2 separate regions of the Homo sapiens genome follow, and region 1 is linked to region 2. Evidence: chromatin contacts called from ENCODE Hi-C data. All regions are on one chromosome and are shown on one strand. Each heading gives the region's core, a stretch centred on a gene start or an enhancer-like site at or near the end of the contact. The rest is flanking DNA. Distances are from core to core; before and after follow the strand shown. Region 1 holds the start of NDUFAF4 (NADH:ubiquinone oxidoreductase complex assembly factor 4). Region 2 holds the start of RNGTT (RNA guanylyltransferase and 5'-phosphatase).

Region 1 (3,861 bases), core at 948-3,447, 7.9 Mb after region 2:
ACACAGACATTAACCCTATACTTTTTTCATGTGAGCATGTGGTGATAACTGAACCCTACAATTACTATGTGCAGCGATTAACAAATCTTGTTTTATTTCTCCTCTGTAGTGAAAATTATATTAATAATTCTATCTGTGCAAATATCCAGAGAGAGAGGGACAGTACCAGAATATTTTAGAATGAAAAAAAAAATCTGGAAGTTGTTGGCACTTCCTTGGCCTTTAATCAAACTTTACCCCTAACTAGAATCTTCCTGCCCCCAAAAACTCATCTGGTTAACTCCAACTGATCCCTCCTCAGGCCTGAACATAACTATCACTTCCTCAGAAACCATCCTTGATCCTCCCATTTCAAAGAGGTCCCTCCAATATACTCAGCAGTGCACGTACTTTTCCCATAATTATGGTCACATTGTTGCTCATTTGTTTAATGGCTGTGTCCTTCACAACATCATAGGCCCTGTGAAAATAAGGACTAGTTTTGTTCATCACTATATACAAAGCACTTGTGCCCAGGACTTACATAATACAGAATATGGATTTACACATAGGTTCCCATTCCTAATGTATTCTTTGATCCTTCTAATTTTAAATATCCTATCTGAATACATCCTTAAAAAAACAAACAGGAACACCCCACAAAATCCAACAACACCACTTACTAAAGGAGTCTCTGAGATTAGAACATACCTCAATCCACAGAAGAATGAGAAAATAATATTAAAGCTCTGCTTTTGTCACTCAAATGACAACCACTGGAAGTAATGCCTTACCAAATCCTACAAATTCTGAAATACTATGAAATAATTCACACAGTTGCTTGTATCAATACTTCCACAAGTTATTTTAGAATTCTGGTAAATATCCAGTGAACCAAGGCATAAGTGTCTTGCTGTCTTACACCAGTGTGCTTAAACTTTGCCAAGGCGTGTAGATTGATCACAACACACACTTGCAGAGCACTCTTTTTACTACTTGCCACACTTAATCATTTTCCTGAAGCCCCAAAATAAGTAAATTGTGTATTCACTTAATTAAACACACATTTACCTGCAAGGAAGACACAGGATCTTTGGAATCAACATACACATCTTTTAGAAACGACAGCAGCTTTTCATCTTTACGAGCAATCTCTCCTTTAACTTCTGGATAGACTAAGGAAAGGAAAAAAGTCACAATATTAAAATCAAGGAAAATTTCCTGTAATATCCTAAACGCTTAACACAAACGCTTTCTTTTATTTTCTTTTTTGAGTCGGAGTCTCGCTCTGTTGCCCAGACTGGAGTGCAGTCGCGCGATCTCGGCTCCCTGCAACCTCCGCCTCCCGGGTTCGAGAGATTCTCCCACCTCAGCCTCCCGACAAGCTGAGGCTACAGGCGCGCCACCACGCCCGGCTAATTTTTGCATTGTTTGTAGAGACGGGGTTTAGCCATGTTGGCCAGGCTGGTCTCGAACTCCTGACCTCAGGTGATCTGCCCGCCTCGGCCTCCCAAAGTGCTGAGATTACAGGCTTGAGCTACCGCGCCCGGCCTAACCACTTTAATTTTTTTAAAAAATAAACATAATCATTTGGACTGTTAGGAAAATACTTTAGATGGAAATCAAAATTCCAGGTCAGGCTCTGCGTCCATCGTCCAGTGAAGACCCCTAGAGAAAGCTCTGTGACCCTCTCGGATTTTGATTCCCTGTATCAAGTCCGTGACAGCAGCCGGCGAGGGCCTGGTTAGCGGGAGCACTGGCTGCTGCCTCTGGGTCTCGGAAGTAGGCGGGGCCGCCGACCTCACCGCGGGCGCGGAGGACAGTCTCAATGTCACCGGCCTGGCGGCTCCCCCTTCCAACGCTCCGCCAACCCGAGCGGCTGCGGCCGAGCAGGCTGACGCCGATCCCTCGGCCTCCGGACCCACGCTAGGGACAGCCGGGCAGCACAGGGACTCCGCGCCCCCGGGCCCCGAAACGCCCTCGCACCACTCACGACTAATCTGCTCTCGCAGGAGGCTGTTGGTAGAGGGGTGTCTGGGAGCGACAGAGGGCTTCATCTTGCTGATTTCCCGTTCCGCTCGGTTCTCTAGGTTGAAATTCCTGATACCGCGAATCACTAGTGCTCCCATCTCCTCATAACATTATGCGCTCAGGTTCAGGCCGCACGTGGGAACACCGGCGCAGGACAACTCCGGGACACCCGGAGCATGCGCACAAGTGAGGGGAAGCCCCGCCGCGGGCGCTTAAATGCGTGCCCGTCGCCCCCTAGCGCTCGGGAGGCCACACACCGCTTCTCTGCCCAGGGCATTTAAAAGGGAGCCCCTCCCTTCGGGGCGAGTGACGGCTCCCACGAGGGCCGCTTCCGGCGGGAGGTGGCGGGGCTTAAGTCCCCAGACCCACGGTTGCTTTTAACGCTGGAACTCCGAGGGAGTCACCCGGGAAGCTCTGTAAAGTTCTGTGCCGGGCCCTACCCCAGACTTTCTGATTTAATTCTTGTGGAGTGAGGCCCAGCATTGGATAAGACTCCACGTGATTCCAAAGTTTCAGTGAAGAGCTGAAAATCAAAGTCGTAAGGAAGTTGACCTTGAAGTTGTTTCACAGGGCAATGCCACCAAAGAGTTAGCCGATAAAAATGGAACTTACTGAACCAGGGTCAAACTGGGCTCTCAAGTTGCCCTTTCCTGCTTTTGTGAAAGGAAAATAATGAAAGGATGTTCCCTTTCGATGAGTATTTGTTCTCAGCCGCTCTCATTTAAATGCCTCTTATTTTCCTGTCCCCCCGCCTGATGCATTTTCAAGCCACTGTATTCTTTTTCCATTATTTTTTACATCCCGTTCTCATTTGACCTAATGGTATCGATTTTAGTTATACTTTCCCTTATCTTATTTTTGCTACTAATTTACTTCTCCATGCTACTAAATGCTGAGTCATTCCCTCTCCTATTTCTCTTCTCTCTTGCCTTCTTCATTCTTTTTAAGCCTCTGTGTAATTTAATGAAAGGAACAGACAATAAGACGTCAGAAAAAAAAAACAAACAAACAAAAAAACGAGTGTTACATTCACCTTCTCCGTCTCTCTCCATTTCCTGAATGGGTTACTGTAGTGCTGCTTTTATTTAAGACCCTTTAGAAATATTGTTATTAATCTAAAATAAAACCCACCAGGAAGGAAGCAGTAGGAAGGAAGTTACAGTATTTCTCTTACTGTGGCTGCAAAATCTATTTTTAGTGTTCTGATCTCTGCTTAGCAAAATGAAGTAGAGTGGATGTTTTTAACCAGCTTAAAGTAAGAAAATATTGATGTAAAGATAATCGAATAGAATAATAATAATAAAACAAGAATCAAAGAACCAAAATGAAGAAAGGGAAAGTTTTTTAAAAAGAAAACTAATGTAATCATTAAGTATAATGCTTAATCAGAGCAAAAGCACTGCAAGGAAGACGGCTTCAGCCACTCTAATTTAAATGCCCTTTATTTAATTATACTGAACATTTTTACAGGGATTGGTATTTGGAATTTATAGAAGCTGAAATCAGTGATCTCAGATAGCATTAACTGGGAAGTTATCCTGAAGGTGGCAGGCTGCTCCAAGATTTCTATCTTTGATACTTTTAAGCATGCTTGTGATTCAGGGCTTTTTAGGCACGGTATTTCTATTTCTATGGGTGCTAAGAAATTTTAATCTGCCTCATTATGTCTATGTGCTTTAATCATGGTAGCAATTCGACTCACTGCCTGTTAAAATATTTTAAAAGTGAAAATCTCATTTTCATAGAAATTCCACCGAACTTCGGGCAGTATGAAAAAGTAATGTTAGAAGTGACTGTCAGGACAGTAGGGATTACAATATGAAATAATTATTTGAATTCACACATTCCAAT
Region 2 (3,885 bases), core at 1,054-3,553:
ACGTCTGTATGTGTGTGTGTGTATGTATGTGTGTGTGTGTATATATATATATGTACATATATTTCCTATTAGTTCTGTCCCTCTAGAGAACCCTTACTAATAAATTACACGATAAGTACAAATTACTTTTTTTTTTTTTTGAGATGGAGTCTCACTCTGTCACCCATGCTGGAGTGCAGTGGTGCAATCTCAGCTCACTGCAACCTCCGTCTCCTGGGTTCAAGTGATTCCCCTGCCTCGGCCTCCCGAGTAGCTGGGATTACAGGCACATACCACCACGCCATCATAGCTTTTTGGCTATTCATATAACTTATTTTGTGAAGTGTCCAAATTTTTTGCTAGTTTTTAAGTCCTTTGAATTTCTTCTGTATAATACATTGATGGTGGGACTATCAAGTGTTACCACTTTGGAAAAGAGGTTGGCAGTTTCTTAAAATTCTTAAAACATACACCTACCATATGATGCAGCCATTCCTCTCCTAGAGACTTACACAAGAGAAATGAAAGTATATGTCCACACAAAGAATTGTACATGAATGTTCACAGCAGGTTTATTTGTAATAGCTAAAAACTGGAAATAACCCAAATGACCATCAATAGATGAACAGGTAAACAAATTGTGGTATACCCAGAACAATAAACTACTACTCTGCAATAAAAAAGGAATAAACTATTGATACATGCATAATCTGGATGAGTATCAAATTAATTATGCTGAGTGAAAAAAGCCACACACACTTCCTTCCACCCCAAGAAGAGTACTCACTATATGTTTCCATTTATTTAAAAATTTCTAGAAAATGCAAACCAATCTATAATTACAGAAAGCAGATCAGTGGCTGCCAGGCGAAGGAGGGATTTAAAAAGGGGCAAGAGGAAACTTTGAGGGGTTTCATGGTTGTTTCCTAGGAAAGAGATATATTTGTGTATATACAGTCAAAATTTATCAAACTGTACGCTTTAAAGCTTATTGTATTCAAGCTCAATAAAGATGAAAAAAACTACAAGAAAAATAATTAAAAAAAACAAAAACCCGGCCAAGCGGGGTGGCTCTCGCCTATAATCCCAACACTTTGGGAGGCCGAAGTGGGAGCATCGCTTGAGTCCACGAGTTCAAGACCAGCCTGGGCAACACAGTGAAACCCTGTCTCCACAAAAAATAAACAAAAAAATTATGGCCAGGCACAGTGGCTCACGGCTGTAATCCCAGCACTTTGGGAGGCCGAGGCGGGCGGATCACTTGAGGCCAGGCGTTGGAGACCAGCCTGGTCAACACGATGAAACCCTGTCTCTACTAAAAACAAAAATTAGCCGGGTGTGGTGGCACGCGCCTGTAATCCCAGCTACTTGGGAGGCTGAGGCAGTGAGCCGAGATCACGCCACTGCACTCCAGCCTGGACGACAGAGAGAGACTATGTCTCAAATATATACATTATAAATATATATATACTTTAATAAATAAAAAAATTAGCCGGGTGCGGTGGCAGGAGCATGTAGTCCCAGCTACTTGGGAGGCTGAGGTGGGAGGATCCCCAGCCCGAGCAAGAGACCCTGTCTCACAAGAAAATAAAAATAAAAAACTAACAAAAACACCCTCCAGATTCCCAGTCTCAATGTGACCCCATTTCACCGCTGGGAACCGCCCCTTCCCTCCTTAACCCTCCTCCATCTCAATACTGATATTCATCCCTTCTTTCGAGGGGAAGGTTGAACCCTAACAGGTTCGCAAACTACTAAGACTCAAAGTACGCCCACTGTATTCCTGGATCCTCACCTCCTGCCACCAACCTCCTGTCTACCTTCACATTCGCACAGTTAGCCTTGCAGGAATAGTAACAAGTGCCCCCCATCCGCCGACCATCCCCTCCCGTTCATGTTCCCATTCATCCACGAAGCGTAATCCGACGGAGCATATCCCGCTCCTGAAATACCACTAATGGGCACAGAACCACCAAAAGCTGAGCTCCTCAGTCGGCCCACCCCCGGGCACGTTGGAGTGTGGGGATTCGAACGCCCCCCAGTCCAGGTTACCTGCCACCGGCTGGCCGCGCCGGGGACAGTTCAGCCACCGCGGCGGGATCTTGTTGTGAGCCATGTCTTGGGGCTGCGCAGAGCTGCCCTCCCTCACCAACGTTCACCGCGCCTTTGGAGCCGCCTCCCCGTGGTCCGGTGCACACCGGGGTCCGAGACACCCGAATCGCAGCCGTAATCTGAATTCCAACCTCTCCGATCCGGGTAACGTCAGGGGCGGCGCGCCACTTTCATTCAGGATCAACTCCACAGCTCCAGGAGAACCCACAATGCACCGCAACTTCCGCCCCCGAAAGCCCCGCCCCCTTTCCGAGGTCAGAGGGAAAGAAGAGGAAGCTCAGCGGAAGGATAGCAAAGAGTTAAGGACGCGACGAATGGGAGGAGCGGGCCTTCTCTCGCCCCACTCGGCACCGCCCCGCCCCGCCCCGTCCCGCTCCACGGACGCGCCCGGACGCTACTGGTTCGCCTTTGCGCATGTGCAATTGCCCTCGTACCGAACTCCGCAGGACGAAGCGTGTATTTTTTTCCCATCCAGACAACCTAGAGAAACCCAAAAAAGAGGGAAGCCAAGCGCCTTTCCATGCGTAGATTGCCCGCCACTTCCGTTAAGGCATCTATTTTACTGATGAAAAGAGGCCTTCTGAGCGTTACCACAGCTCAAGCTTGGCGTCCCAGCCGGATCTAGGTTTGATTTGCAATTAGGGAAAGTTGTTCAAGGGAACAAGTCTTAGGAGAATTCTAAGGACATGAGATTGGAGTACCAGAAATGGGGAATTTTTCTTTTGGTGAGTACTTACGAGGATCTATGAAGCTTCTGAAATTAATTCCAGAACACTTAGAGTTTTGTTTGTACATTTCTGGATCAAAGTTTCAAAGCATACTGGGGAGTTTGAGAGGGTCCATGTCTCCAAAAAAAGTTACTAATTAATGTGGTATAATTGACAAAGGTAGGAATTGATCAGTGGAGAACCTCTTCGTGGCGTTGTTCTCCTTGGCCTACCAAATAAACAGTGCCTTTTATTTTCCCTTCGAGTTAAGCAGAGGTGCTTGAAAAATTTTTATAAATGCCGTCCTTTAACGAGCCTTTCCTTTGTTACCAGATTAAAGTGTTAAATATAAAGCTGGATGATGGCGAATCAATTATAATGTAGTTTGGCTTTAAACACCAATGCTATATTGGAACTGCAAGAACGTAAGGCTGCAGGGAATACATTTTTAAAGCGTCGGTGGGGAACTTTCTGGGACGCTCAACCCCCTGAATGCCTGGACCCCCTCAGTAAGAGTCCCATCAATAGAGGCAGTCCAACAGCAATCTCTCTGAGGCAGCCTGAGTTAGGTCACACTTCTGGTCTGTCCTGCTGTTGCATCTGCTCAGAACTGTTAGTGAAGGTGTAAACTCCTCCCCTGACAGAACAAGATAATACCCAGTTTCCTTTAAGGCCATCAGTCTACCCAAATAATCTCCGATGAATTCCCTTTTCTGCTGATAGAGTGTGTACCATGCCCAAAGTGGTAAAAACCTTCCATCCCCAGACCCCCTCCAAGGATGGGAAAGGTGAGCCTGATCCTGGAAGAGTATCTTACCTTCCCCTTCTGGGGATGACTCCCCTTGGTGACTCCCCTTCCCACACACGCTATACCCAGTAGCTCAGTCCTAGGCACACAGAAGCTTCATACCACTGGCGAGCAACTGTTATTGGCTGTAAGGCAGCAATGTGCACTGGATTTTTATTCTGCTATCCAGTTATGCCCTCTCCATACTCATTGCCACAGAATTGGGAGGACCCTGTGGCTACCTTTTGTCCACAATAGAGAGTAGAGTAGGAGAGTGGCATCCCGATGAGCAGGCAGTTT

What was found. Hi-C counts contacts between places; a loop is a spot of excess contacts on that map. Pooled maps may share reads with other maps.
Region 1: a pooled map shows a loop between it and region 2 (8-fold over the local background). The contact joins the promoter of NDUFAF4 here to the promoter of RNGTT in region 2. A Hi-C loop is called at or near these places in 2 of 50 pooled maps.

Annotation. Positions count from the first base shown.
Region 1 is chr6:96,895,694-96,899,554 of GRCh38, forward strand. It overlaps NDUFAF4 (NADH:ubiquinone oxidoreductase complex assembly factor 4), which reads right to left and starts at 2,198. Exons shown (of 3, transcript NM_014165.4): 1 at 1,973-2,198; 2 at 1,051-1,154. The coding sequence starts at 2,108. It also overlaps a transcript of KLHL32 not described here. RefSeq lists an enhancer at 2,021-2,120.
Region 2 is chr6:88,961,315-88,965,199 of GRCh38, forward strand. RNGTT (RNA guanylyltransferase and 5'-phosphatase) reads right to left here and starts at 2,304. Exons shown (of 16, transcript NM_003800.5): 1 at 2,032-2,304. The coding sequence starts at 2,095. RefSeq lists enhancers at 723-1,649, 2,004-2,383 and a silencer at 2,367-2,601.